Linked DNA regions of Mus musculus: region 2 is linked to region 1. The links are chromatin loops, found by intact Hi-C in ENCODE. Cell type or tissue: left cerebral cortex. All regions are shown on one strand. Each heading gives the region's core, and the rest is flanking DNA. Links, peaks and the distances in the headings are about the cores only.

Region 1 (15,498 bases), core at 2,602-10,601:
TCTGTAGTTCTGGTTAGCTGGGGCTGAAGAATCAGCTGTGATTAACAAGATACCAGAACTACCAAAGCAAAAACGTTGCATTACTGGGACTATTGATGCTGGTTAGCTGGAGCTAAGAAATTAGTGGTGATTAAGAAGATACCAGCATCATTGAGGTGACATCTTCTGGGAAGTGTTTTCTGAAAGCATAAAGAGGCTGTGTTCCAGAGATGGCCAAGATTGTACTCCTGCTGCAGTGGGACTTGGTAATATGTAAGGGTCACCCAGGTGGTACTGGTTTTGAAGGCATGAAGGGGTCATGCAAAGCAGCTGAGGCTCGGCACTGTGAGAGGCCATGGAAGGCCATTGGTGAAGGTGCAGCCTCAGTTGCAATTGAAGGCCCAGGACTGAAGGGGTCATGCAGTGTTTTGGAGATGCCAGTACCATGAGATGACCACCAAGAGCAGCAGCAGCAGTGGGGTACAGTCATCTGGAGCCTAGAGGATGATGCGTGTGCTACAAAGGGCCTGGCTGGAGAAGTGACCCAAGCCCTTGGAGGAGCCCAGAAGATCGTGAGTTGGATCCCAGACATTGGACGGTTGGAGATTGACTTTTGCTTTTGATTGTGACTATGACCTGATATTTTCCCTCTTGAAGGAAGAAACTGTTTTAGTGGAGCCCACAGTACTGTTTTAGTGGAGCCCACAGTTAAGAGACTTTTAATTGTAAAAAGACTTTGAATTTTAAAAGAGATGGATATTTTAAAGAGATTGAAATTTTAAGAATATGTAAAGAATGTGGGACATTTAAAGTTATTTAGACCTTGGGGATGAATAAGAATGTGAGGGTTGAGGCTTACTAGTGATGTGTTTGTGTGTCAAGTTGACAAGGGGTCAATTGTACTGGCTAGTTTTGTGTCAACTTGACACAGCTGGAGTTATCACAGAGAAAGGAGCTTCAGTTGAGGAAATGCCTCCATGAGATCCAACTGTAAGGCATTTTCTCAATTAGTGATCAAGGGGGAAAGGCCCCTTGTGGGTGGTGCCATCTCTGGGCTGGTAGTCTTGGTTCTATAAGAGAGCAGGCTGAGCAAGCCAGGGGAGGCAAGCCAGTAAAGAACATCCCTCCATGGCCTCTGCATCAGCTCCTGCTTTCTGACCTGCTTGAGTTCCAGTCCTAACTTCTTTGGTGATGAACAGCAGCATGGAAGTGTAAGCCGAATAAACCCTTTCCTCCCCAACTTGCTTCTTGGTCATGATGTTTGTGCAGGAATAGAAACCCTGACTAAGACAGGACCTCAAAGGCCACCCCCACAGTGACACCTTCTAATAGTGCCACTCCCCATGGGCCGATCATATTTAAAATACCACACTGCGGCAAAACACCATAAGCAAGGCATTTAAAAGGCAGCACTTAATTGGGCTTATAGTATCAGAAGGTCAGAGTCCATGATGGTGGACGGAAGACATGTTGACAGGAGCATCATCTGAGAGCTCACATCTTGATCTGAAAGCAGGAAGCAGAATAAGAACATCAGGGATGGTGGGGAGGCTTTTGAGGTCTGAAAGTCAGCCCCTTCACACACCTACTCCAAAAGGCCACACCTCCTAACCTTCCCAAGTAGTTTCACCAAGTGCTGATCAAGGATTCCAGTATATGGGGCCTATGGGGGTATTCTCATTCAAACCACTGCAGTAAGTTTAAGTTGCTTAATGGTATTTAGCAAGTTACAATGAAGTACCCCAGATGAGAAGAAACCCTCATGAAGGCACAAACGACTGTCCTCTGGAAGCTTGAGACGGACTGCCCATCACACACAACCCTAATCTCTGAATTTCTGTTCCAACTCCAACAGTCCACCTCCTAAAAACTCCATTGTTTTTGTGTTGAGAGCACCAGCCTTCCACTTTGGGAGCACTGCCTTTGACAGTGCCTTTTCCTTTGAATGATTTCCTAAATATTTGTTCGGAAGCATTTGAACAAAAGTCTTATAAAACCTGATATGTGTGTGTGTGTGTGTGTGTGTGCTAAGGACGTGGTCATAATGCAAGATATAAAAAGACACAACTGAGAACCAAGCTTCATGTACTTTACCTGGATAGAAACGACTTAAAAGCAATCTATTATGGTCTGCTTCTATACGGATTAAACACCACCACGGGGGAAGCCTGCCCTTTCTTTCAGCTGAGGTGGCAATTCCTAGTGACATGATTACAAGCACTAAGACTCACACGACAAAGCTGCGATCAGTTACTACTGTCCAACATAAACAGTTTTGTGTCAGACCATCTAACCAGTTAAATCTAGTAACGTAGACGGCCTAGAGTGTTGGATCTCCTGCTCATGGGCTACACATGGCTACATGGGGCCCACGCTTGACTTATTAAGTTTGCTCCACAGTTGGCACTTCAGTGACCAAAGCCGAATGATAACTGAGAAGGGGCAGATCACCTAAAACTCCAGTAAAGGGTTTTTTTGTTTGTTTGTTTGTTTTGTTTTTTGTTTTTGACATGATAATATCAGAGAGTAATTCTGAAATTACTTTCTGTATGCTGTACCCTGGAGTGAATGAATATGGAAGCTAATGCCAATCAGGTTTCTGTCTGTTGAGTGAGTTTGAAATATGGCAGAAGGGAAAACTAGAATGCACTCCTTTTTTTTTTTAAATTTTAAGATTAATTAATTTATTTTATGTATATGAGTACGCTGTTGCTGTCTTCAAGACACACCAGAAGAGGGCATCAGATCCCATTACAGGTGGTTGTGAGCCACCATGTGGTTGCTGGAAACTGAACTCAGGACCTCTGGAAGAGCAGTCAGTTCTCTTAACCGCTGAGCCGTCTCCCCAGCCCCTAGAACACACTCCTGATATGGTCCTGAGGGGATCAGAATACCCTTTTGGGTTGTTTTGCTTTTCTGAGGCAGGATCTCACCATGCACTCTTGGCTAGTCTGGAATTCACTATGTAGACCAGGCTGGCTTTGAACTTACAGAGATCTGCCTCTCTGTTTCCCGAGTGCTGGAATAAAGGCTTGTATTATCATAACTGACCCAAACTTGTGGTTTTTTTTTTTTTTTTTAATACGTTGAAGTAGCTAGAGATAGGAGTGTAACTGTCTGCTGAGAACGACAAGAAGTGACATGCCAGACAAGAAGTGACATGCCAGTAGCTTGAACAAACCCGGCATTGAGGTTTTAGATATGGAATACCATTTGCCATGGAAAATAAGCAGGGCTCCTCAGAAACCTAGCTAATCCTAGGATTGGAGCTGAGAATGCAGATGAGCCTGGGGCATCTTCTTGTATCAAAAATTAATAAAGGGCCTGTGATGGTTTGTATATTCTTGGACCAGGGAGTGGCATCATTTGGAGGTGTGGCCTTGTTGGAATAGGTGTGACCTGGTTGGAGTAGGGTGTGCCACTGTGGGTGTGGGCTTTAGACTCTCACTCCAGTTGCCTGGAAGTCAGTCTTCCACTAGCAGCCTTTGGATGAAGACATAGAGCTCTGCCTGCGCCATGCCTGCCTGGATACTGCCATTCTCCCACCTTGAAAATAATGGACTAAATCTCTAAACCTGTAAGCCAGCCCCAATTAAATGTTTTTATAAGACTTGCCTTGGTCATGGTGTCTGTTCACAGCAGTAAAACCCTAACTAAGACAAGTTGGTACTGGGAGTGGGGTATTGCTGTGATAGGCCTGACCATGCTTTTATTTGAAAGAATGTGGATTTTGGAACTTTGGATTTGGAAAGCAGTGGAATGCTTTAAATGGTGCTTAATGGGTCATCCTAGTAGGAATATGGAAGACTTTGTTGCTGGGAGTGATTTGAACTGTTTTGACCTGGCCCAAGAGATTTCAAAGGAGAAGAATTTCAGAATGTGACATAAAGACTGTTTTTGTGGTATTTTGGTGAAGAATGTGGCTACTTTTTGCCCTTGTCTGAAAAGTCTGCCTGAGGCTAAGGTGAAGGGACTCAAATTAAATGAATTGACAAAGGAAGTTTCAAAACAGCCCAGCAGAGACTTTGTTCTCTGGTTAAGTCTTATGAAGAGAAGTTTGATCAAGCATAGCAAGCCAGTAAAGAACATCCCTCCATGGCCTCTGCATCAGCTCCTGACCCCTGACCTGCTTGAGTTCCAGTCCTGACTTCTTTCAGTGATGAACAGCAATGTGGAAATGTAAGCTGAATAAACCCTTTCCTCCCCAATTTGCTTCTTGGTCATGATGTTTGTGCAGGAATAGAAACCCTGACTAAGACAGGGCCCAATGAGTGATGACATAAGAAAAGGATACAGGCACTTGGGGCTTCTATTGGTCCAACCAGGGATATTCAGAACATCAAAATAAATAATCATAGTGGGTTTTAATTTGTCGAGTAAACACTGTGAGTGCATTGTGTTATAAATGAAAAGACAGAGACAGAAGAAAGGAAGAATGTTTTCTTTTCACAGAATGTGGACTAATAAATACTTCTGGAATGCTTGAAGGGGCTAGGAAGGACACATTTTCACGTCCTCTGTTCTGGGTCTCTACTGGGTTCAGTGCCATGAGAACAGCTACCTCACTGGGCCTTCAGGTCTCTGTGGCATCACCTGCTCCTGAATTGGAAAAGCTTCAGCTATGATTCTTCCACTGGAATCTCTATAACCTCTCCATGGCACCTTTCCCCACTACTAACACTGTGTGTGCAGGACCTTTAAAAGCCTGTCTCAAGTAGGAAGGCTTGGGCAATAGGCAATACAACATGAGGACCTGAGTTCAGTTCCCAGAACAGGCATACAAATGCAGGCATGGGAGATCTTACCATCTTCTGAGATCTTTAATTTCTTTGGATATGGCAGTCTCTAGATGGTCCATCCTTTTGTCTCAGCTCCAAACTTTGTCTCTGTAACTCCTTCCATGGGTGTTTTGTTCCCAATTCTAAGAAGGGGCAAAGAATCCACACTTTGGTCTTCGTTCTTCTTGAGTTTCATGTGTTTTGCAAATTGTAACTTATTTCTTGGGTATTCTAAGTTTCTGGGCTAATATCCACTTATCAGTGAGTACATATTGTGTGAGTTCTTTTGTGATTGGGTTGCCTCACTCAGGATAATGCCCTCCAGGTCCAACCATTTGCCTAGGAATTTCATAAATTCATTCTTTTTAATAGCTGAGTAGTACTTCATTGTATAAATGTACCACATTTTTTTGTATCCATTCCTCTGTTGAGGGGCGATCCATCCCATAATCAGCCTCCAAACGCTGACACCATTGCATACACTAGCAAGATTTTGCTGAAAGGACCCTAATATAGCTGTCTTTTGTGAGACTAGGCCGGGGCCTAGCAAACACAGAAGTGGATGCTTACAGTCAGCTATTGGATGGATCTCAGGGCCCCCAATGGAGGAGCTAGAGAAAGTACCCAAGGAGCTAAAGGGATCTGCAACCCTATAGGTGGAACAATAATATGAACTAACCAGTACCCCGGAGCTCTTATCTCTAGCTGCATATGTATCAAAAGACGGCTTAGTCGGCCATCACTGGAAAGAGAGGCCCATTGGACTTGCAAACTTTATATGCCCCAGTACAGGGGAACACCAGGGCCAAAAAGTGGGAGTGGGTGGGCAGGGGAGTGGGGAGGAGGGTATGGGGGACTTTTGGGATAGCATTGGAAATGTAAATGAGGAAAATACCTAATTAAAAAAAATGCAGGCACGGTGGGAGGTACTTGTAATCTAAGTGCTGGGGAGACAGAGAGGACCCCAGGGGTTCACCCTATCTCAAAGGAGGTGGATGGCATTCCTGAGGGGGACACTTGACCTCTACATGCACGCACACACATGCAGGAACATTAAAAAAAATTGGAGAATTTTTAATCTTTATAGCGTTTACCCCTCTCCATCAGGAGCACCCACGTCTTACAATGGTATTCAGCATAGTGGCTGTCCTTTGTTCATTGTATCCAAACAGTACAATGTGGTCGATAAAGAGGATCAGGCCATTGATCTAACGAACACTTAAATGATTCAGATTAATCCATTCTTATTATGATTGAGGGTGGAGGCGTTAACAGCCTTGAGGCAAAACTCATTCCAAATTACTATTATTGCCTGTATTTTGTGAAGGTGTTTCTTTTCCAAGTGGAAGAGAATAAATGCACTTGCCAAATCAATGGTTGTATGCTGTGTATTTGTGGTAGAGGCTCAGATCTCAGTTACTGTTTGGTCAAGTCAGTGATGGCCCATAGTCATTCTCCAAGACCCATCCAATTTTAGAGACCAGCCTGGCAAATTGATGCCTCCAGACAGGAATATCTCCCCTCTGTCCTTTAGGTCTTAAATTGGGGCACAAATCTTTGTCTTCTCCTAACATACACTTTCGTGTCTGATCTGTCTTGGAACAAGAGGCAGTTTCAGTTTGTCATTTGGCTCTATCATAATAGCTTTCAATCCACAGAATCAAGTACTGTTAATATCTAGTCCCAGGTGTACGCTCCTGGTTTCTGCCAGAACATGTCACTTGTCTTAGTTGGTGTGTGCTGGGATTTAATCCTAGTGATTGGCTTGGCAGCCAGGAATGGAAGTGAAGGGCAGTTCAGGGAGGAGGTAGGCAAGAGAGTTTTTCTATCGCACCAGGCATGCCAGTTAAATCAGAGGGAGTCTATGGGTACCGACGAGATGACCTCATCTTATTTATGTTCAGGATCCTACCTTTCTCTGCCTTCATTGTAACAGACTTGCCTACATGTTCAAAGCCCAAATGTAAGTGGAGTGCTGTGCCTCTTAGCAATGAGCTCTTCGGCCCCAGTTCAGCTGGATCTGCTCTGTGCTGAAGGCCTCTTTATAAGTTAGCACAGTGCTTCCCACGTTTTCCTTCTTAAGGACTCCAACACGGGTATCCAGCCAATCTTGCTGTCTTTTAGGCATCAACCCCACTCTGTTTTCTGAGCCCTTGTATTCTTACACCTACTATGGTATTTACCTCCACTGGGACATTGTCCCAGGTCAACATAAGCTTCTATCTTATGCCAGGGACTATGAATGCCCTGGGCACCAAAACTGGTGTCTCGATTTTGTTACCCGAGGACATGCCAAGAGAGGAATACACATGTAGGAGTTTTGTGAGATGGGGAAGGATCTGGGAAAGACTGGGTGGGTTATCACTTGACAGTTCAAGTGTGACCCCAAATGCAAGTGACAGGGGAGGTATGTTGGGTGGAGTACTCTAGACCACGTAGCCTAAGGAAGGCTTAACAAAACAAAGGACATAATTGGCTATTGGAGGATTTTCATGTCTACAAGCATGCTAGCTCGACCACTTTTTGCCGTGATTAGCTATGGAGCAGAAAGAACCAAGGCCCTGACACAGACACGGTGATGGCCTCCGGTTGTCTCTAGAGTATATTCTCAAAGTAGCTCCATCGTCCCAGTAAGTAGCAGTTCAAACCAGGCAGTTTGGGTTCATAGTCTAGACTCTGAATCACTGCCCTGTGAAGCATCTCAGAACTGCAGAGATCTACAATAAATTGGTCTCTGTCATACTGAGAGTTTACATGGAAGCTTGGCCAGTCTGGTAAGTCTTCATTCTATTGTATGTGTATGTGGGGAGGTGTGAGGGACATATTACAGATTAACGTATATGGACAAATTACATATGCATTGGATATACACATGAATAATTTATAGAACCATATGTGGATTTAGTTTCCTGAAGTATAAAAGGGGTTAGCAGATTGGAAAACAGATGCAAGAAAGAGTATTTCCTGGATTGCTTATAGAGTAAGATGGTCAGAAAATGGTGGCTAAGCATTCATATTTTCTAGGGAGCAAAAATTTGAATATGAACCCATAAAAATTCATTTTCTTCTACATTCTTTGAAATCTTACTGTAGCACAAAGCATAAAAAACTCATTTAATTTTTATCATTTTCTTAATAGTGTTAGAAATAACTTTCTATCATTTTTTTTCAGAGATGCTTTTTTCACTTGGGCTGTGATAAATATGTATTGATAGGACTTTTCTGTTTTGAGCTGGAGCCTCACATAGCCTTGTACTCCTGATCATGTGCCCCCACCCCTGACAAGTATTAGGTTTATAGGCAAATACAGGCTTACATGAAGACCTTAGTGACACTAACCTCTTAATGATCACTGTAAGCATCCAATAATCAACACACACACACACACACACACACACACACACACACATATACAATGGACTGCAGTATACTTAATTGGAAAAGGAGTTCATGTGTAGTCATTATTTTACAGAAAATAGGCATTGCTATTTTTTATGGATATCAGAACCAAGGTACAGAAAAATTAGATTTCCTTCTTCCACAAGAGAATAAAAATAAACTGAAATATTAAATCAGATACTTAAGCGTCTATGTTCATTAACAATATAATCCTACCATTGTAATGTATTCTTATATTCAAAGGCAGACGTGAAAAGATAATTTCAAGAATACAGATCCGTCTGAAGGTAGATATTGTGTATTATGTGTAATACAGTAGAAAACTAATGTTAAAAGTAAAATGGAAAATTAAAAGTTGAAAATTTAAAAAATTGAAAATTCCAAATTCACAGCCTCTGGAAAAATCATAGTATTACTTCTAAGGGGCTAAAAGGGCACACAAAAATCCAAATGGAGCGTCTGAATTCAGACCGTTTCCCTTCTTAAGTTGGGAGATACCAAAGCATCAAATGTGAGTAAGACAATGAAGGGAGGAATGTTGGAACCAGGATGTTTGTAAGTAACGGCCTAGCAAGCTTTATTTATAGCCTGGCATTTTCAATGTTTCTTTACTTTTAAAAGCTAGATTCCAAATATATACTTTATACTGGTGGTGGGGATAGGGGGCAGTGGTCCTAAGGACACAGACTGGCTTTTAGAATTAGACCTTAGGAAGCAATTTTGATTTCCTCCTTTCTTTAGTTCTGAATTTGAAGAAGTGGTTCTTAATGGTTATAATACAAGATAAAAAAAAGTGAGTGCAAGAGTTTGAATAGCAAATAAGTAGTTGTTACACATCAGGGGTTTCTGTAAAGTGTGGAATTTCACACTCCACTTAAAGGTAACCTGTACCCCTACCCCTTAACAAAGGACTTAGGGTGAACAAATGTTATGTAGGATACCTACCCTAGGAAGAAATAATCTAAAGAAATGTAGAGGTTTGGTGTGTTGTCTGCTGGTATAGTGTATGCTTAGGACATATGAAGTTAGGGTGGATGATCAACATGAATTTCAAATTTGGCTCAAAGTTTCTTGACAGTCAAATCAACAAGACACAATTCTATCAAAGAGTAGTTTTGAAAAACCTTTCTCATAATCACATTTCACAAAAGTCTTTAAATGGGACTTTAAAATGTTCTTGATAGCATCATTTAGGAAACATAACTATTTTTAAAAACTGCTATTTAAGCCACAAGCTTATATGCAGAAGCTTAAAGTTAAAAAGCGATGTGGTGAAGGTGGTGGTGCTGGGCCAATTTTGTCAAGGAAGACTTCACACCAAAGTGTGAATCTAATACATGGATTGCTTTTCTCAATGGGCGAGTAACTTCTGTTTGGTGACTAGAAAAATCCAGCAGAGAAACAAAGGGCATCTTGACATAGCAGCCAGCTGACTCATCTAAGAGACAGGACTGACATCTGAGCATCGAGACTCGGGAAGAAAGTCCAAGAGGCCTCTCAAACTTTAACAGGATTACACAGCCCAGAGCTTTGCAGGAATTTACTAGAGCATTTTCCTCATTCGAAAGGGCGTCCTCCAACTACAGGACATTTGTTGGCCGCCTGTGCATATGCAGGGCATTCTGGAAATTAAGAATTATGAGCAGTGTTAAAAACAGCAGGCATCCAATTTTCAGCATTATGTGAACAAAAGCCTAAAAATGACCCAAATCAGTAACATACAGCCACACGCACTGACTGAAAAAGATAAAACAAGCACGTGCCTCCTCCAACTGGCTCAAAACTGTATGGAAATAGCCCTGGCAGGCAAAGGACCGAGGATGGCTCCTGCTATCTACTCTGCTCCTCTTGCAGTCTGCACCGGGAATGTAAGGCTAAAACATATCTCGAAAGGGCATCTAGTCTGCATATACATCCTTATCCCGTTTTCAGTATCTCTAGTTAGATCTGTAGTCCAGCTGCTCTTATCTTAAGTTTTAGCACCTATCGTGTAGAACTAATTCTTTTTATCTTATCAGTGAAAATGATGAATCACGACCTTCCTTCCTGTAGATAATTTTACATACTTGGAAAGCACTACATAAACTTCGTTCATTAATGGGCTATAACCACGATGTATGTATTGATCTACAAACAGCTTTATTAAGTTTGACACTAACATCCCTTCCCAGGCACCTTTATCGCTGTCAAAATCTTCCAACCCTCAGCACTTAACAAAAGCTTCACAAACACCCAGGACTTAATTTACTTAATTTGTTCCAACCCTAACAGGTATTTGAGTAACACTATACCCTGAAATCTACTATTTAAAACCATAGCAAGTTCAAGACTAGACTGGCCAACTTAGCAATACACTGTGGTTTCAATGAGACTGGCACCCATAGGATCATATGTTTAAATACTTGGTTTCCAGAGGATGGGCTGTTTAGTAAGGAATTAGAAGTGTGCCACGCCCAGTCTAGCTTATTCTCTGCTTGTGATTTAGATGTGAGCTTTCAGCTACTTCTCCAGGTCCCTGCTATGCTGATGGTGGAGTAACCCTCTCACCCAGCAAGCAAGCTCCCCATCGACTGCTTCCTTTTGTAAGCTTCCTTGGTCTCGGTTTCTCTCCACATCAATAGAACAACAACTGAAATCCCTTGTTTCAAACAAACTAACAAAGACATTAAATGACAAAGGGCAAAAGGATGTAGGTCACACACAGGACAGGACTAGGCACTTGGGTGGCATGTGCCACACACCTGGGTTCAGCCCAGTACTGCAACAATGATACAGTGATGTTCATACTTTTGAGGCAACTAATCCTGGGGTTTACATTCTAAAAAACTGTCTAGGTTACTGTCTAGGAGAGACAAGAAGCCAGTAAACCCAGACTGAAGAGCCGTGCAAGCAGAGCAGTGGTGGCTGTGGAGGACTCGGGTGGGAAGGCAGCAATTGTTTGCCAGCCCCCTTCATAGGCATTAGCTCTGCAAAGGCATAAAAGCAAACTCCCAAGAAGTCATCAACAAAAACAAAAGCCATCTCTGTGTGTGTGTGTGTGTGTGTGTGTGTCTGACCTTCCATGAGTCGGGCTCTGGGGATGGAATTCAGCCTTGATTGCCAGCGTCTTTACCCTCTGTCTCTTTAGCCCCAGAAATGATAATCTTGCATTACTCCCTGTTGAGTTTCTTACTCTTTTGAGTACTAATTGTTTTTCCTAAGCTCCTACACCGATGAGTCTGTGAGTGTAAGACACATGCCTTTAATTTAAGCAGACGTTTCTTAGTAGTATTAGCTAATATTGATACTTTCAGTACTGCCCAATAATACCAAATGTTGGTTAAAAATAACAACTGAAATAACACTGTCTGGCCTGATAGGCCCTAATGAGTTTTCTAGAAAGAGTCTGATAGACACTTCATAGATAAAAGAAGCTGAAGAGAAACTCCCGAAGTGTAATCTACCAGAAGAGGAGGCTATAGTGGGATGAATCACTGATGGGTCGATAAATGGAGAAGTGAGAGCTCTGCACAGAGGCAGGTTATGCACGTTCACACAAGCAGCCAACCAGCACGGCTGGAAACGCCTTCCCCAGCACGCTAGCTCTGAGACATGCTGCCACCACCTGGACACTAGGCAAGTCGGGGATTTTAGTTTTTGTCAGCAGTGACAGACTCTAAAAACATAACTCCACTTTGGGGGCCGGGGGTGAGGGGGAGGGGAGAAAAGAGAAAACATTTCTGCCAAGACTGGAGTGAGCAGAGATTTTGATAAAATAAGTTTAGAATCCTGCTTTACTTTTTAAGTCTTCTGTTGTTAAACTGGAAAACCTGTATAAGAACATGAACTTTTGATGGGTGATTTAGTTCGGGATTAGTGACAGTATTTGAGAGGCACTGACTTCAGTACTGGGTACACAGAAAGTACTCAACTGATATTTAAATAAGGTTATGAAATAAAATTCAGGGATAAAACCCAATTCCATCAAAAGAAGTTACATATGTACAGGGTTACTGGAGGGAAGGAAATAAGGCCAAGTACAGGTGAGAGACCTTTCAGCATCTTTTAATCAGAGCAAATAACATTATTACAACAACAGAATCTTATTCAGGGTACATGCCTTTCATTGACACATGGTTAGAGTGAGACTTAACTTTGTACTTACAAACATTAAAAAAAAAAAAGACTTTAGAAACTAAGGAATGACAAGTCTACCAGGAATTACCTTACAAGAGAAAAGCAAACGAACAATTTTTTAAAGGCTTTGTGCAATAACAAATATTGTGCAGCTGTTCCTTGGCTTCAGAGCTGCTATGTGGGCTGCTTTAATCCTGCACACACAGCTTTTCCTAGTCTGCTCTCCATGGGAACTACCTTAACACCCTACCTCTTCTCTGAGACAGGGTCTCAAGTAGCCCAGAATGGTTCAAACTCACTGTACGCCTACCAAGGTTGTTCATCTTCCTGTCTTCACCTCTCAAGTCTCGGGGTTACACCTGGCTAAAATCTGCTTCTTAAGAACAAGGCAGAACGTATTAGTTGTTATCTCATAATGCATTTGGGACATTTGGGAGAATAAAATCCAAGTTAAGACAACGGTGGTGGTGACCGCCCACCATCCCATTACTTAAGAGAGTGGACCACAATGACCCAGAGCTCAGGTAGAGTCTGGGCTACATAGCAAGAGTCTTTCAAACAAACCCGTGACTACTCCCTCTCCCAGAAAGGATAAAGAGCTAGGGGACTGGCCAGATACACTAATTTACTGATCTGAAGGGGCCCGAATGATCAGAGGTCAACTAGAATGCCCTCTAGATATACGGGAGGAAAAGGCTCAGAGAGAATGAGTGCTGTAGGGGCATCAGTACAGAGACTAGAAAGCTGACCTCGCCATGGAACAGTCAGCCCATGGTTTGGGAGCCTATCTTACTTATCATCTTTGGTTAAGGTAATGCAGGCCCCAGTAAGGCTGTCCTCCATGGCAACCTCTATGCTGTTCTTGGGCTTGCACAGGCCTGCCTAATACACCAGAAGAGAGAGCCCTAAAATCTGAGTGTGAAGGCTAGGTCTCCAATAGCCAAAGAAGCTTGCTGCTTTCTTTCTCTCCGTTGTAAGTGTGTGTACTGTGCACGATTAGGCTGGTGCACCCCCTCCTCAGTTCCTTCCTTACGGTACTGCTTCCTTTTATTCCCAAGACTTGCGGGGACCCTGGGTCCTTTAGAGATAAAACAGAGCAACACACTGGGAGGCAGAACTTGTGAGGAACCATCTACTGAAGTGAACATGTCACGGATACAAGCCGGTTATGGATACAAGCCGGTTATGGGTACGCTTGTTTGTACAGGTTTTAAGCAATCCTTCAGGCTTTCACACAAGAATAAGAAAACCACGGCTGCCATTACAATATGCAGCCATTAGCATATACCCGGGTAGCAGTATTTTAGATCCTTAGATTAGCTGCCAAAGTCTGCTCCTTGGTAAATAATGGTTACTGTTGTTATACTCTAACTACTCATACATGTCTCGGCTTGCTCCTCAAAGGGAACGCTCACAGTCTCTCAGGAATAAAAACTTGCTTTATTTGGCACACAACAGCGAGGAGGTCTTGCAACATTCGCCAGAGGCAGTCAAACAGAGCAAGTAGTTCAGGCAAGCAATCACAAAATTTGAGCACCAACCAAACCAGAGCTAATCTTTCCGTCCCTGTAGATTAGGAGACCCATTTAACGCACCCCTTTCTGCTTGTTGACTTTTTGAAGTCCTTTATTTATGTATTGCGATCTCTATGCCCTGACAGTTTAATTATTGACAGTTTACTTTGGGGCAAGTATCGACCATTCCTTTGTGAAGTAAGTTAGGCTCTTAAATGAAAAACAAACAACGGAACCTCTTTCCCACAGCGTGGCAGCATTTCCCCCTGCTACCAAGGTTCACTGGACACATCCCAGCCGGGCTGCTGCTTGGCCAAATCTTTAAATATTTAACTATTGTTCAACTCTACAGCATGAGTGAGGGGCGAGTTAGGGAACACGCCAGTCCTTCCACGGCCTCGAGAAGGCTCTAAGGAGACTGCGGGGTCCCCCTCGTGTCTAGCTGCGGCTCTCTGGGCTGAGAGTCCCCTGGACGAACTCCTCACCCACTCCGTCTCCTCGCCGGCGTCCCACGCAGGACGCGAGGCCACGATGCCCCACCTGCAGCGCACACGAAGCGGCGCGCGGCAGCATCCCCGACCGCGGACACGAAGCCTCCGCGCCTCGCCTCGCCTCGCCGCGCCGCCCCTCCCCGCCCTCCCGCTATGGCTCTAGACATTGCGCCGCCGGAAACCCGCCCGCCACTTCCTCATCCCGCCCCGCCCCGCCCCGCCTTCGGGCGGGACCTGAGCGGAGCGGCTTCCGCTTTCCACTTTCCTGCCTGGCGGTGAGTGGGAATGGGAGCGGGGATCCCCTAGGGCTGCGGTGGCTTGCTGTAGCCTAAGCTGAGCGTGTGGCCGGGCTCTCCCGGCTCTCTGAGCTCCTGACCGCGGGTCCTGCCCGGCTTCGCTCGGCGGGGCGGCGTCCTTAGCCGGTGAGGCCGACTGATGGCCGTGGACATGGCCCGGGGCAAGGAGAATGCTAAGCGGGGAAAGTTAGGAGAGAAGCTGTAAGTCTAGAGACGCCTGGTGCAGCTCCGGGTCCCCTAGGCTTTGTGAGGTGAAGGAATGTGCCTGAAAGTAAGGCGAGGATGTTTTGGTGCGAGACTGAGGTGCTCTCGAGATGTGTGGCCTGTGGACCGTAACTTTGCCATAGCCTAGTCATCAAGTCGCGCTAGTCTTATTTGCAAAGTTGGGCGGATTTCGCAGACTTGTATTTAGTTCGTTACTGGACTCGAGAAAGATCGATCTTTCTTGGACCTTCCTGCAAACTGGTTACAACTGGGCGAGGGCGTAGCGACAAGGGACTGGATGGTTAACGTCTCCAGAAAGTTTAATGTGCTGAAAGTAGGGGCATGGTTTCTGATACAAATACGGAGATAGCATGGGGACATGGAAGTTAAATCCAGTGATAGTTTTCTTGATGTGACGGGTTGTGGGTACCATAATTATTTTGGTAATTCTTTATTTTCTTGTAAGGTACATTAATTGAACTACAGACCACAAAACCTTTAAAGAGCAAAGCATAGTGTTTGACTTTGTAACGATGTACCCAATCCAACGAATAAATGAGGATTCTTAAGTACAAGCAGTTTAAATTCTTGGTTGGTCAGCGGTGGAGCATCTGTCTACTGTGCTCTACTAGGCTTTGGGTTGGATCCCCAACAGTAGACGCAAAGATTAAAAATCTTTATGGGTATGGTACCTGTAACATGTCAGCCAGCCAGCTTGATT
Region 2 (15,498 bases), core at 3,330-11,329, 710 kb before region 1:
CGCTTCCTTTATTGCACTTTGGAATGAGATTCAGGAAGAACACGCACTCCTGGAAATGTCCCCACCCTGCCATTTTACTGTGAGTCTGTTCAATATCTATTGAACATGGGCTGTGTACTCTGCATAAAACCTTATGAAATTTAATTATGACATTTCACAAATTCCAAAATGGAAGACAACTGTGGTCAATTTTCCTGTCCAACTATTTGTTGGGATCTGGGTGATCCAGGAAGGCACTTGCTTCAGGGCAGTCTGGGAGGCATTTTTCAAAAGTCACACTTGAAGCCTAGGAGAAATTGCTTTGACCATTCTAAGATTCACAAAGGGGCTGTTGCTATCTGGTACTCTCTCCAGAGTGGGTGCACACTTACATGTCTGCTCAAATTTGTTCCTTCCTTCTTTTAGAAAGAAATCCTCCTTGAATGGCACGTGATTGTTCATAAAATAAAAAAGTTCATAAGCCCATACTTTAGAGGTTATAGAGCTAAATATTAACCAGCAGAAAGTAAACAGATATCTCACATCTTGTGGCTTTATCTTTTGTGTCTGACATGAAGTTGTGAAAACAGGAGACGGAGCAGCTGCTTTATCCCCCAAAGAGTAGAGATCAGATTTGCTCAATGTGCAGAATAGAAAATGGAGATCTGGCGTCAGATTATGAGAGAGGATCTGGTTATCTTGCTCACTAACAAGGCAGATGATTTGAGAATAGTATGCTATTTCTCAAGTCTTTGAACAAATCATACAATCTTTCAAGTCTTTTGGAATCTTCCTCTATTGAAAAGGGGCAAATAGAAAGTGTTCTATCTCACAGGGTTATTATGGAGGCATGTTTGTAGTAGGAGCTGTTTGAGCAACATATATTGTTTTAAAACTGCTGTAGTTTATAGTCACAACTACAGGCAAAATAAAGTATATCTGACTTAGTGAGAACAGATGCCTAGAGATGAGAAACATCTCAGTTTGGGGTTCGAGGATGTTACCTGTTCCAAAGCAATAGGATCAAGAGGAGACATCCTTTGTTACCTAGGTCCTGAGCCTGCCTGGATTGCTAGTAACCTTCCTATGATGCTGCCATGCGAGTTGCAAAGGAAAATTCTTGCTGTCATCAGCTGCAGACAGATTTCCCATTTGGGTAAATTAGATGAAGGAAATTATCCTGCCAGGAGCTGGGCAGATGTATAACAGTTGTTCTGCCATCTGACAAGTTGATTGTCATGGTGGATGTCTGTAGATCTGCATTTGTGAAGCCAAAATTGGAGACCCTAATATTGTATGGTGTCATGTCCGTTGTCTGTGTGTCTGTTCGCCAGGAGTGTTCTCCATTTCATTCCAGAATGACCCAGTGTATTCTCCACATCACTACCAAGGTGCTCACACTCCTGATGCATAGGCTTCTCCTGAACACAGAATCTACAGGCTACACCTGCCAACCCTTCTGCATGCATTCATGTGAAATTGAGCATCAATCTATCAGAATTTTTTTCTCTCCCAGTGCCACTAAAGTATTGCAAAGCAGAATTTGAACCATTCTTCAAGATTAGCTGTGAGTTTTCTGAAGCAGAAGACCTTAGGAAGGATTTTGCATGGTTCATAGCAAGCCCTGGTAAGGTCTCTTAAAGTAGTTGATCTCAATAGGAGCAGAAAATCTCCTCTGACCCCTTATCACATTGGATTTCTTAGTTACCTTGTTCCTAAATGGTTAGACATTGCAAATGATGTTGGCATGGGCTGTTCTACTAAGTAACGGGATAAAGATGTAAAAAACCTAAGGATAAGACCTGGAAAGGAACTATTGACAGAATACAAAAAAGCAAAAAGAAACTAAAGTAAGAATTTGCTTGTCACATACAACTGCCACAGCCTAAGCAGTAGGCACAGACTTGTAGAATTTGATGAATCTGTGCAGGTTGCTTTCTAAACGTCCACACAGAAGCACAGAGGCTGAAATGCCTCATTACTCACATTAGAAAGATGCTAGGAACATTATTCTGCAAAAAAGCAAAGCACCTGGCAAATTGCTGACTTGCTCTGTTGATAATTCCTTAACTTACAGGCTTAAAGAATCCATGGGAGAACTTTGTTATCTGACTCCAAGTGCTGACCAACCAGGTGGAACTGGGCCATGATCTACAAGTGACAGAACCTTTGACAGACATAGATTCCATCTTAAAGTAGTCAGGAACTTATCATAAGACTGAGCAAAATTTCTATGAATCTTGACAAATAAAAATATATAATAAAAGATGTATTTGTGATACCTACCTCTAAAAAAAAAATCTCATTTTTGACTATTTAGAATAGCTTAGTTCAGCCTAGACCAGCATGTTTATAACCTGTAACCTGAATCAGGGATGGGTCACACCAAAATCTGAGCTGTGGATTCTTGCTTTGACACTCCGGTCACATCTATTTAAGATTCTAGCTCCTTTGGTAACAATAGACAAATACACAATCTACTCAGCTCAAATGAAAGAGGAAAATAAGGCTTATCCAAGGCTACCCAATGGCTGGAATGACTGGTTGTGTTTAGTTGATGTGTTCTAAAGCTGAAGGATGTGGACAACAAGGGCCTGACAGTAAGAGGAGGCCAGGGAAGCCAATTTGTAAAGAGAAGAATGGAGTAATTGGCAGGTGGTATCAGGATATCGAAATGAGGATAAGAAATAGAGAGAAGCTAGATTGTGAGGCTCTGAACAACAGGAGAGTTGTTTGTTTTGTGGTTTGACTGAGGTGTCAATAAATATGTACTGATGGGGAAGGAGAAAGAAAGATGCCTTAGGATTGCTAAATTTTGGCCCCCATGAAGACTCGCTGTGCTTAGCTCTCTGTGACGGTAGTCTGTGCGCTTAGCGGTCTGTGACGGTAGTCTACAGCTGCTAAGGTTTATTACTACCTGGTACTTATTTTCCTCTTTCATTTGAGCTGAGTAGATTGTGTATTTGTCTGTTGTTACCAAAGGAGCTAGAATCTTAAATAGGTGTGACCAGAGTGTCAAAGCAAGAATCCACAGCTCAGATTTTGGTGTGAGGACCTCTTCCTTAAATCTTAGCTGAGCAAACTGTATTGCTTCATCCTATGCCCAATGACTTAGAAAGCTCCACTTCCGATGGGGAAACATTTGTATTCTACCTAACAAGACGTTCTGTAGTCCAAGAATGGCTCTTTTAAATGATTTTTTCACACATGACTACTTATCAATTGCATTTCTTCACACCAGACAATCAATCATTGATGTACTATCATTCTCCTAGTCTTAGATACAGTGTTATTAAACTGCTTTGTTAGGCCTTTAAGTGGAACAATCCAGAAAACCACAATTCCTCCAGTAGAAAGTCTTCAAAATCCTGATCAGTCAGCTTGTCTACATTAGTGACACCAGAGTTGGACGACTTAAAATCTCTAGTTCCTAAGCACAAATAGGTGTGTCTCTGAATGTTTTTTGCTCACCCTCATCCCCAAATAGAGGCAGGGGGAAGGTAGTATAATTATACCATCTTTTTGGTCTGCCAAATTCTTAGATTATGTTACTTATTGATAAGAAGTTTGGGTATATTTCCTCCCCCTCCCTATTTTTAAAGCTTGCCCTCTTCAGTGACCATTTGATTTAACCCTTCCTTATTGACTTATTTAACCGTAACATGAACCTTATTTAACCCTACACTGACTCTTCAAGATGCTAATATGGTATGTCTTGAGAAGCTAACAGAATGATTAAATGTGTAAATTATTAAAATAGTGTGGAGAGCTGTGCCATGAGCAATTGCCATTATAAGATGGCGTTGGCCTCCACTGTGCCTAACTAGTAAACAAGCCTTGTACGCAGGTGCGAGAGTGAACTCACTCCTAGTCACTGCCCATTCTCAGGGCGTAATAGTGGAGTGATGGGTGAGCAACGAATCAGGAGCTGTCATGCCATATCAGGTGCTGAAACATCACGCTGTGGGCTATATAAGCGGCGCCATTTTCCCGGTTCGGGGTCTTCCTGAAGAAGTAAGCAATAAAGCTTTGCCGCAGAAGATTTCGGTTTGTTGCGTCTTTCTTGCCGGTCGAGTGGGATGCAATAAAATAGTAATAAAGAATAATTCCCAACAAGGAGGTATTAATAATTTTGTTCACAATTTTTTCCAGGATACATTTTGAGGCTATTGTAGATGAGATTGTTTTCCAAATTTCTTAAAAATAATTTGTAATTATAGTAAAATTATATTGTTTTCCTCCTTCCTTTTTCTCTCTCCAACTTCTCCCATTCTGCTCCACTAGCTCCCTTTCAAATTCATGGCTTCTGTTTCTTGACTTGTTATTCACATACACACACACACACACACACACACACACACACACACACACACGAGTCTGTTTAGGTTGCTTGTATGTATACTATTTTAGATCTAACCACTTGGTATTAGATAGCCAATAGGGGGAAGGAGTAATTCCTGGGTAAAACTCTTTCTCCCACTTCCAGCATTCCTTAGTTGCTTGTAGTTCCTTGTCCAGGAGGAGCCTGAGCTGTCCTTGTTCTTGATGTCCTTGTTCAGGTCTTGCTTAGGCAGCCATATTGTTTAGATATCATGGGAACAGCTTCTCTGTCATTTCTCAGAGACACAATTTTACAACAAATTTCCTGGTCCTTTGGCTCTTAGAATCTTTCCACCCCCTCTTCTTCTATATTACCTAAGCTTTAGGTGTAGAAGTTGTGTTGTATATGTACACATTGAAGAATTTTGGCCAGTTGTGGTTTTATGCAGTGATCTCCATCTGTTACAAAGAGAAATTTATTTGGTGAGAGGTGAAAGCTATCCTCATTTGTGGGTATTAAACTAAGAATTTAGAATGGAGGGATGATGGCAGGGGCAGATCAGGAATATTTATTATGAAAAGTATAAAAGTAGCTTACCTTTCCTGTTATGTCTTCTGTTTTAAGAAAAATTTAGATTCATTTAGAAAATATAGTTGGGGAAATGGGTCTCAATTTCCATGTCTGCAAAATGGAGATGTAAGTCTAGCTGACAATATATGTTTCCTTTATTTCTGATTATTATATACAATATGTTAAAAGTGAATAAGACTGAATAGAAAAAGGAAAATGGGGGTAAGGCATAGCCTCAGCTAGAGGGTCTAATTAGAACTAGATGGATTTGATTTCTTTAGGAAGCAAAGAGCTTTCTTTAATGGCTCTTTTTAAATGGGTGAAGAAATGGCACAGTAGCTTGCCTAGATCTGATCTAACTGAACCTGAGGTGAACCATGATGTCCACACACTAATTCACACTAATGTCAGAGCTGACATTTTAGCAGTCTGTGGTTCCTGTTCATATCTTTGTTTATGATTCTCTTCAGAGCCAACCTAGTGGCCATTCACTCTCATTTCAACTTTGATCGGCTTAGCTCATAAACATTTTACAACCTTTAGCTGAAAAGGAACCCAACTCTTAGCTTTGGCTGTCACCATACCATCGATATTCCTTTTAGAAGCTCTGCTCACAGTACAGTTTATTATTGAAACCCAATTGTTAGAAAGGTGACACCCCTTAACCTACAGTTGTGCACACAGAAGAGAATTACATCCTGAAGTGGAAGTTTCTGGTTTCTTTGGAGACTCAGTTGTGTCATGTGATGCTTTTCTGGAGACTGTTGTGTGAGAGGATATTTTGCTGAAGCTGACACATGGGAAACTGTTCTGCTGAGAACAAACATGTGGTGTTTTGCTGGAGTGGACACTGGAGAGGACATGTGATGTCTGGAAAGGGTACAAATATAACTCTCTTGACTGGATGACATTCTGGCATTACCTTGCCACTCTTTGCTGTTCTTCATTGGTTTTTACTGATGTGATGTGGTTTACCATCCCTTCTTCACTGATCATTGTTTGTCATGACTTTGTAGAGAAAATTACACCAAAGAACTTCTCATGATTTTCTGGGGGCTTCTTGCCCCTTCTGTGGACTTGGGCAGATTGGCAGAGCCTCATGGTTTCCTCTGGATCAAACATTCATTGCTGATTCGTGAATGGTGTTTGCAAGTGAATCAAGCTACTGCTGCTGGTTCCTGTCAACTGAACTGCTGATATCCTGACAATGAAGATTGGAATCACCCAAAAGAACTATTTCTAAACAGGTCCACATCCTCCTTTGCTCTATTAACCTTTCCTTTCCACCACCTCTGGTGGGTGGAGGGCTAGAAGGGAGGTTAAAGCATTTAAGAACCCTTATTAAAGTAGGTTTTAGAAAAATCTAAGCCTACAGAGTCTGCCTCTCTATCTCATTTTTCTCCTTCCTCTATGAACTTTCTTCTTCTTTATATATGTCCCACAAGCTCATATGGCTGGAACTCCTTACCTTCACTGCAGAGATAAGTTCAGCCCATTAAAATGGGTATTTTAAAGGAGAACTTAGACAAGTAAGGACTTACAGATAAGCACTGTGGAAATAAAATGGATCGCCATGTGCTGCTTGGCCTAGTTATCCATGAGGGAAAGGTGCTTATAGGGCTAAACGCAGACACCTGTGTATGATAATGGGTTTCTCTCCCCCCTCTCTCTTCTCTCTTTCTCTCTCTCTCTCTTCCTTCCTTCCTTCCTTCCTTCCTTCCTTCCTTCCTTCCTTCCTTCCTTCTTTCCTTTTTTTTTTTTCTTGGTCAGTGATTATGTGGAAGAAAGACACTTGAATATCTGTTGGTTGGAAAATTCTACAGGCAGCTTACGCTCTTTTTAGATGCCATGGGCAAAACATCCAAGTCTTGGCACCAACTCTCTTCTAATCCAACTTATATGCAACTCATTGCATCTTTTTCAGCCCCAAAGGCTCTGAGTAGAGAAGGAGCCAATGCCAAGGACAAGGGTGTTCAGCTTGGATCCAAACCCTGGAAGACAATGGAGCCCCATTGTGACTGACACAATGAGCCACTGGATGGCAGTGTGGGTCCATGCAGATGAAGGTGGGCAGGCCATTTGTCTTTCTTTTTAAAAGGCCATTTAAGTTTGACAGGTAATTTGGCACATTTGGAGTTTGAGTGTGCCAAATGATTTGGCAAATATTTCACTTTCCTTTGAAAATCAGCACACCTGCTGTTGTGGCCTGCAGGAAAGTGGAGGTGGTAGCACCTCCCTCAACTCCCTTGTTAGTGCTAAATTCATAGTGGAAAAAAATTGGGTACGAATATAGAGACAACCTATCATAATGTTCAGTGTGGTACCATGATTTGAGAAATGGTTGGAGGTTTGTGTCTCTTTTGGGCCCAACCTCTGCTTTTTCGGGGGGGGGGGGTAACTTTTGACTTCACAGTGATGCTGTCTCCCTAGTAGGTAGCTCAGCTGGCTCTTGGCCAGGTGGGATGAAAAATCTTGTCCTCTACTGGTCCTCCCACCAAGAGCATTAGGAAAATCCCCAACGTTTCCTTTTCTCAAGAAATCTCTGCTTTTCCCTTAGTATGCTTAATAACCAGATGACCCAAGCAATGTGAGAGTGTCTCCTAGGTGTCTTAATCATCTCAAAGGCATTGGTTTGCTGAACATGAAGGTGACAGTTAAATGTGGACATTCCATGCTTGTGGGAAAATATGGATGATGGGTTGAAATACAAGGCCATTAGGCCAAGTTCCTAGCCTACCAAATTTAAGTCCGTTTCCCATAGTACATGCTACTCAGCGTGTTACAGATGAATAAAAATAGTGTTATCATTAGTGTAACTTTAAGTATGATCTATTCTTTAAAAAGGTAAGACATTTTTAGTCCCAATTACTATAACTGACATACCTAGAGTATGATGTGGGACCACTTGCCAAATGCCTAGTAACACACCCATAGCAGGTTAAAAACAGACAGATTAAAGAAGAGAGATTAGTGAGTTTTGTCAGTACCATGCATTGACTAGTCAGAGGAACAGTGATTGTGTCAAATCTTTTAACCTTTTGAGATATACCAAAGAAGCATGCTATAATAGGATGACTCTGGGTTCAAATTTTGAGGAATGGCTTCTAGTCCCAAGTCCACTTAGCAGCTATGTGTCAGTGCAGACATTATTAACTCTCTAACCTGTCTTCCTATCTGAATATGGAAAAGGCAATTCAGATGAACTCCTGCAGCTAGAAACCATTGTGATTCCCTTTGGTCTAGGTAGTTTTAAACATTTTCACATACTCTTGGTGTATATTCCAATTAGATAGAGCAGTAGTAAAATGGGAGGGTATATTTATTGAAGTAAAATATATACTAAGTAACTGCCATTTTTTAATGCAGCAAATAGCAGTGCCATAAAAAGAGACTTTTGGAAGAGTAAGAGACTTTATGAAAATATACATACTCATACTTTTAACATTCAGCTATTGAGTTCCAATTAAGACCTTCCATAAGTATGTATTTTTTTTGTCTTTAGGTACTCATTAGTTGTTTTATATTTCTCCATTTCCTACCACTAAAGTTTCACTTCTTGAGAGGCCAGATGAAGAATGTTATGGAGGGTGATGGAGAGCTTGACAAGAGAGGTTTCTGTTGACTGACAGTGGAAACCTAGTTGGAGCAGATTGAAAAAGAACACTGGGAGGCATGTGGCTGGAGAGACGACTGAATACATAGAGTATTTGTCTGTATTTGATTCCTGGCATCCACATCGTTGGTTGAAGGAAAGGAATGGGCTCCTGCAGGTCAACCTGTGACTCCCACACCTACACATGTCATGCATTCCTCAATACATATGATTTTTAAAAACCTGGGCATGCATGGTGATCTGCCTATAATCCCTAGCTTAGGAGAAGTAAGGAGATTCCCCAAGATATGCTGGCTAGAGGTGTAGCTAGACCAGTCAAATCCCAAGTTTCTGGTTTAATGAGAGTTTCTGCCTCAGTGAATGAAGGAGAGAACGACTGAGGGGGATGCTCAATGTCAACTCTTGGTCTTCACATGGATGCTATTCTCACATGTGTGACATACCCCCCACACACACACACACACAGAGAGAGAGAGAGAGAGAGAGAGAGAGAGAGAGAGAGAGAGAGATGAGGAAATGGTAGCAGCATGCAGATGTGGGCCTCAGTATTTACAGGTTTTGTACCTGCGTAGTCCATTAAGCACAGACTAAAGATATTGAGAGAAAAAGGTCTAGATGAACCGTGTCCAAGCCCTTTTCATCATTGTCATTATTTCCTAAAGAAAATCATATGCCAACTATCTATATTAGCAGCAATCTAGAGATAGTTTTAAGAACATAGGATGATGTTTGTAGATTATATGCAGATATGTCTTAAGGGACATGTGCATCCATGAGTTTTGGTATTCATGAGCTTCCTGGAACCCATGCCTCAAGATTATTGAGGGAAAAGAGTATTTACATCTCTTATGAGAATTATTGTTTTAAGAAAAGGCAAAAAGCCCCCGCCACAGAACCAAAAACAAAAATAGGAAAAGAAAAAAGAGGTAGTTGCTGGTACGTGAACTCTAGAGAGAGACTCTTTTCTAAGAAGGTAGACATTCTAAGACTCACTGTATCTGAAGAAAAATATAGATATAGGTTACCATATATTCAGAGTTTTCGCCAAAAGGCTGAGGCCAGCTTATAGATCTCGGGCTCATTTTATCAAGAGCAAAACTACCTTACATGCCCTGTGTCTTTAAGCAGAGCTGCCAGGGTGGAGGAGGCCCAGGAACACTCCTTTTTTTTTTCTGCCAAGTTAGCAAGCTTTGATTCAAGAGACCATACCATCCCAGAACTGGCCAGTCATAGCATCCTAACCTCTCATTAAACCAACTGTGGAGTCTGAGGCTTAGCAGAGTTAGACTTGAAACTTTGCTCTCAGAATTCTACTGGGTAAGGATTTAGAACGTGGCTTTGGGACCTAAAAATACCTCTGAGTGGAATTATGCCATAGTTTATTAGTTGCATAACCCCCAAGGCAAGTTATCCTTGGTTTTCACATCAGCTGAATGACAGAACTCTACACTATTTCAACAAATAAGCATTGGAATGAGGCATTTTCTTCTACAATTGTAAAATTAAACCAAGAGAAGACAAGTGCTTCGTCCAGTGATGGGTATTAGGGTAAGCACTGATTCACGTTGGCCATTTGCATGCATAGAAATGAAATGTTATAAACTTGCATGTACAGAAAAATTCTAAAAATGTTATGGATACTTCTACAAATGGGATATAATAAACACCAGAGAAAGCACACAGGCCACAATGTTTAGTCTAAGTCTTGCTAAGCGTGTAACTAGCTGTAGTCACTGTGCTCATAGACTCTTACTCATGGTTGACTCAAGTCTAAGGCCTTTTTCCAAGGCCTGTTTGGCCTGCCCATGTGCAATGGTTATCTTCTCTATGAAAACTTCAGAGTCACCTCCCTCCCACATGGACGCAGGATACCCCTGTTCTCTCTTGCTCTTTGAAGCTAGCCAGGAGTTTAAATTTGCTGGTTGTGGCTACGGGTTGCCAGGAACAAAAACCAATCGTCTTTCAATGGCTTCAGAATTGCCTGACAGGAACAGAATGAGTGCAACAAAGCTGTGGACCCGGGCAGAAAGGCTGAGGGACAGGAAAGGAAAGCTATCTTTGCCAGCTCTTCCCAGAGCTATAAATGTACTCACTTTCAGCGGGCTGGCCAGACGCTGCCTCTGCTTCTTTGGGTAGGTGTCCTCCTTTCTTGTTGCCCCATATTCTGCTTCTTGACATTATCACAGATTCTGTTTGTAGTAGTCCAAGTAGCTTAGGATGTTTGTTCTCTCCCTTGGGAACCCAATTCCCCCCTTTGAAAAAAGAAATTTCCCAGTCACCACTTTGCTTAAACCATGTTTCCAATGTTAGTTTTCTTCTCGCTGGAGATGAGCAAGGCAGGGCAGAATTAAAACCCAAAGAACAGCATAAGTTAATTGGAGTCTGAAAAGATCAGGATACTCAAAGCTCAGCTTGATAAAACCCCATAGGGTTTGGAAATGAGTCTTATGGGATCCAAAAAATAAAATAAATAAAATTTAAAAACCTGTTTCCTATTGCCCCAGGGATCCACTTACCAACTTTCTATAGTAATCTTTGAACTTCTGAACTACAATCAAAGGCTTAGTTTAAATAAACAATATATTTATGCTTCTACTTTACATATACTGCTGAAAAAGTGGCTGAGATGCAAAATAAAAGTTTTATAATCTTCTTAGTTATATAAACTGTACTATAGTGGAAAATATTGTGCCAAGATGCCTGACTTTTTTTGGCTATAACTGACATATACATAATTTTATCTTTCTCAGTTAAACACACACACAAACACACACACACAGTGTAAGCTAATGTACCCTCTAAAGTGGAAACTTAAGGGTTCTTTGGAGAGTCAGTTGTGTTGGATGATGTTCTGCTAGGGCAAATGTGAAGGTGTGCTTTCCTGAAGCAGAAACAGGTGAAAGGATGTTCTTCTAAAGCAAGCACATGAAAAGACACATGATGAAGAATTCTTTGATAACAACAGGCATGTAGTGGTCCACCTTATATTGCATAGTTGAGCTCCATTTGTTGGGACTCCATAGAGAGAAACACACAAAAACAAAAACAAAACTGGTGGTATGCTTGCAGCATCTTGCTGCTTCCTTGGACTTGGGCCAAGTGGCAAAGTGATGTCAGCTGAGACAGACTCTCGTGGAGTTTTGCTAAGACAGACACACATGCTGAGGCAAGACATGTGATGAGGTAAGACCCATTAAGGACACATGGTGCTTGGAGGGATTATAAATAGGACTCAAGGGACTGTGAGAGAGGCTTATTGGTAGATCTTGCTGTACAATGCTTCTTGGTCTCTCGTCTTCACTGATCTTTACTTCGCTGAGAGAGGCATGGCAGTGAACTTCTAGTGTTCCTGCTGGTCCCAATGTCTCCTGCTGAGTCATGCAGATTCAGCTGAGGCCTGCCTGTTCCTCCTAGGTCATACTGCTATCCTAACACCACTGAACTGGACCGCTGGTCCAGGAAGTGTCTGCAAGTGGATCAAGCTGCCACTGCTGACCTGTGAACTGAACTGCTGATTTCCTGCCACCACAGATGGGATCTGCTCCAAAGAACTATTTCTAAACAGGTCCACTTCGCCCATATCCTAGTAACTTTCTTTTCCACTACCCATGGTGGGTGGTTGGCTAGAAAGGAGGTTAAAGCAATTAAGAACCATCATTAAAAGTAGGCTTTGAAAAAATTAAAGTTATAACCCTCTCTATAGTTTTTCTTTTCGTTTTCAAAATTTGCTCCTAGAATGAGGAGATAGCTCATTTGGTAAAAACATCTTTTGTACAAGCGTGAGAACTGGAGGTGGGATCCCTGGAACTCTTAAATAAAAGCCCAGGAATGATGGCCCATGTTTATAACCCTTCTGCAGCACGGATGAATCTGCAGAACTCACTGACCAGTCCGTGTAGTCAAACAGTAAACCCTGAGCTCAGTGAGATGGCTTGTCTTAAAACCTAAGGTGTAGAAAGCTTGAGAAATCAGCCTATGGCTTCCATATGCATGAGCACATGTGCATATGCACCCTCATGTACATGTGGTGCATTCATATAAACATACCACACACATATGTGCACAGGCACACACACCTTACTTCGGCTTTTAAAAAAACTGTTGCTGGCACTGAGGAAGTCCTCTAAGCTTCAAGTGGTAATAAATTTGATAAAGAATGTATTGGGAGTGATCATGACACAAATAAGAACTACCATGCTGGGCTTCAGGGTAATGGGGAATAGAACAGTTCACCTTTAGTTTATCAGCTGAATTTCAGCTCAGAATCTAATGATAAAAAGCCATTACCCGCTGAAGGTCCATGGTCTTTGGAGAAATGAGTATAGTCATTTCAGCTCCAACTCCAAACAGCCCAGAGTCTCCATCAGCATGGCTGCCATTGCAATCACAGCTAATTGTCACTAGTGCTGTGGAAACCAGGATTGGATGAGAAGGCAGACTGAAATCACTTCGAGTGCACCATGCAAGGTAGCCCTTGAGGAGCCAAAGGCTGCCTCTGCCAAGGCTGATGTCCCCTTTGAAATTTAGAGGAAATGAATGTAAGACCTGAAAATGTCTACTCATTAGTTCAGTTACAGAGACTTTCTTTCCATACAGATTAGTGTTTTAATAACAGTTGCCATTCGAACTATATTTTATTAAAATTCCCATCTGTGTTGGGGCCATGAACAAGGTCAAGGTAAAATCAGTCATTCTATTTCCATACTTGGTTGAACCCTTCCATTTCTAGGGAGAATCCAGCATCTCTGTGGACAGCTAGTACTAACTTGAGAGAATATCTTAACTACTGCTTATTCTGGTAACAAAAGTCACTGCTGGTCCTTTAAAAGAGCATTATTTGAAGAGCTTTAAAAATTGGCTTTAGTTGGTCATTTTAGAGGTATGGCTTGTTCACTTCCTCTGCATTCACTGGAGACTGTATTTAAGCTCTAAACAGCAACAGTGTTACCTTTTTTTTTTTTTTTTTTTTTTTTTTTAGAATAAAAGAGGCAACTAAATATAAACGGTGTCGTGAAATAGCCCTAGTCTCGTCTCTTTACATATTTATAAAGAAGTTTCCTACTATCTAATGGCTCCCTATGAAATGCCATAGGGATGTGGACAACTTCTCTTCCAATTGACATTTCTAAATTGGTGACATGCAATTACCTTCTCCATATTCACACTGCTAAGTAAGTTAAAAATTTAAATTACATACTTGTAGCTCATTGAAGACTTCCCTGAGTATAAAATGGATGTTCAGTGTCTTGAGAGGTCATTTGAAGTTGTTAACTTCCCTACTTTCCTGAGCAAAATGGGCCTCCCTGGAAAATTTCTAAAGAAGGTGTACTGCTATGTTACCCACTTCCTGATCTTCGAACTGTTTCCTGATTGAGTCTCTTGTTCTTGTTTCAGAAATACAGGTGAATTTCTCCATCCAGTGGGAAATTCTAACTATGTTCACAATCCAAGAGCCAGAGACTTTGAATTGGAAGGTGCCCAGGAAGTATGGGTGGACCGAGTAAATGGGCTTCTGTGATGGTTGGTCATGATGGATAATTGCATACATTGTTTGGTTATTTGTATGACAGCCTGGCATGATGGGGTAAATTCCAACAACACTCTGATATGCTTGAGAAAGTTTAGAAACAGAATCATTCTGGTATTTGTTTTGAAGCTGGCTAGTTGTAAAAACTGTATTATTATTACTTGGAGGGTTTCTCACAAATATTATGAGCTACTATTTCTTCACCCAACATGGCCACAGTGTGGGAGTGTCTGGAATTTGACAGACAAGTGGTATTGACGAAAAAGTCATGCTGATCTCAACTATATTAGTCAGGGTCCTTCAGAGGATCAAAAATCAATAGGATAGAGAGAGACATTTAAGAGGGGATTTGTTATAGGAACTGGCCTACATGATTTTTGGAGGCTGATCTGCCAGTTGCTACCTGGAGATCTCTGAGAACTACAGTCTTACTCAGTCTGATTCTGAGGGTCTGAAGGCCTGAGGTATAGGTTCTGGAATCATAAGATCCAAAACCCAAGAGGACTGATTTCTATGTGTAGGAAAAAAAGGATGTTGATGCTCAAAAAGAGAGAAAGCAAGCCTTTCATTTTATTCTGTTTGGTGCCTTGGTAGATTGGGCTGATGTCCACTATATAGGTGAGGGCCTTGACTCAGGCTACTGATCCAAATGCAAATGTCATCCAAAAATGGCCTCATGGCAAAACATAGAAATTATGTTTTACCCACCAACAAGGTATCCCATATCCACCAGGTTGACACATAAAATCAACTGTCACACCAAGTTACTCAGAAACAGGAGAGATGATGAGTCAGGCTTCATCACTCAAGGCCCAGGCAAAAGATTAAATCTGAGCTGTAGAGAATGAGGTCTAGAAAAGCCATGCGACCCAGCAAGGTCATCCCTGGGGGTGGGACAGAATGTAAAGCAGTTGGCAGTAGAGCCCTGAGGCAGACGAACAGGGAGGTACAGAGGGGTGAATAAAGAAAGCTGAGGACCAGCTCTAAGAAGGCAAAGACTGTAAAGAAATGTCACATCCCTAAGCAAAGACACTGAGCATCAAGCAGGAAGAGTGGTCTGTGAGCCAACACTGTGGAAAAGTAAGATATAGATGAAGCCATGTTCATTAGATAGGTCAATACTGGGGTCATTACTGTGTCTGGAGTTGTGAGAGCAGCTTGGTTGCTTCCCTGGCAGGAGCTACACTGGGAAGTTACAAAACAGCAGGGGAGAAAAAGCTTGGCTGGGTGGCAGAATAAAAGACTACTAAAAAAAAAAAAAAAGGCAAGGTAATAGGGGCAATGTTTGGGGCTAAAAATCCTCCCAGTTTTGTGTATATTTTAAAGAATTAAGATGGTATTTACAGTCAACCCTGTGCAACTAGAAGGTGAATGTGTAGGGTGTCTGGGACTGAAGGAATGGGCCCCAGGAATGGTGAGACTGTGGTTGGTTGGATTGTGAACCCCAAAGAGCAAGAAGGAACACCTACCCCAGTGCCCAACTGGGTG

The links. Hi-C counts contacts between places; a loop is a spot of excess contacts. Peaks named below come from ENCODE experiments on the same cell type or tissue, not always from the same donor. Only the 100,000 strongest peaks of a DNase experiment are listed, where the experiment ranks them.
Region 2: a loop joins it to region 1, with 5 times the contacts of the local background. A loop is called at or near these places in 11 of 42 quality-filtered maps.

What each region holds. Positions count from the first base shown.
Region 1 is chr13:108,029,935-108,045,432 of GRCm38, forward strand. It overlaps Gm41055 (a long non-coding RNA gene), which reads right to left and starts at 14,537. Exons shown (of 5, transcript XR_003950673.1): 1 at 14,272-14,537; 2 at 4,785-4,900. Smim15 (small integral membrane protein 15) reads left to right here and starts at 14,540. Exons shown (of 3, transcript NM_001048250.2): 1 at 14,540-14,552. In left cerebral cortex, for the core only: no CTCF peak of the experiment used is centred there; no DNase peak of the experiment used is centred there.
Region 2 is chr13:107,318,981-107,334,478 of GRCm38, forward strand. It overlaps the pseudogene Gm2736. Among named protein-coding and RNA genes, the nearest start is that of Gm31715, 120 kb to the left of the region's middle. In left cerebral cortex, for the core only: CTCF peaks have their summits at 5,356 and 6,913 (motif pointing right); DNase peaks (open chromatin) are centred at 6,917 and 10,542; H3K27ac peaks cover 502 bases.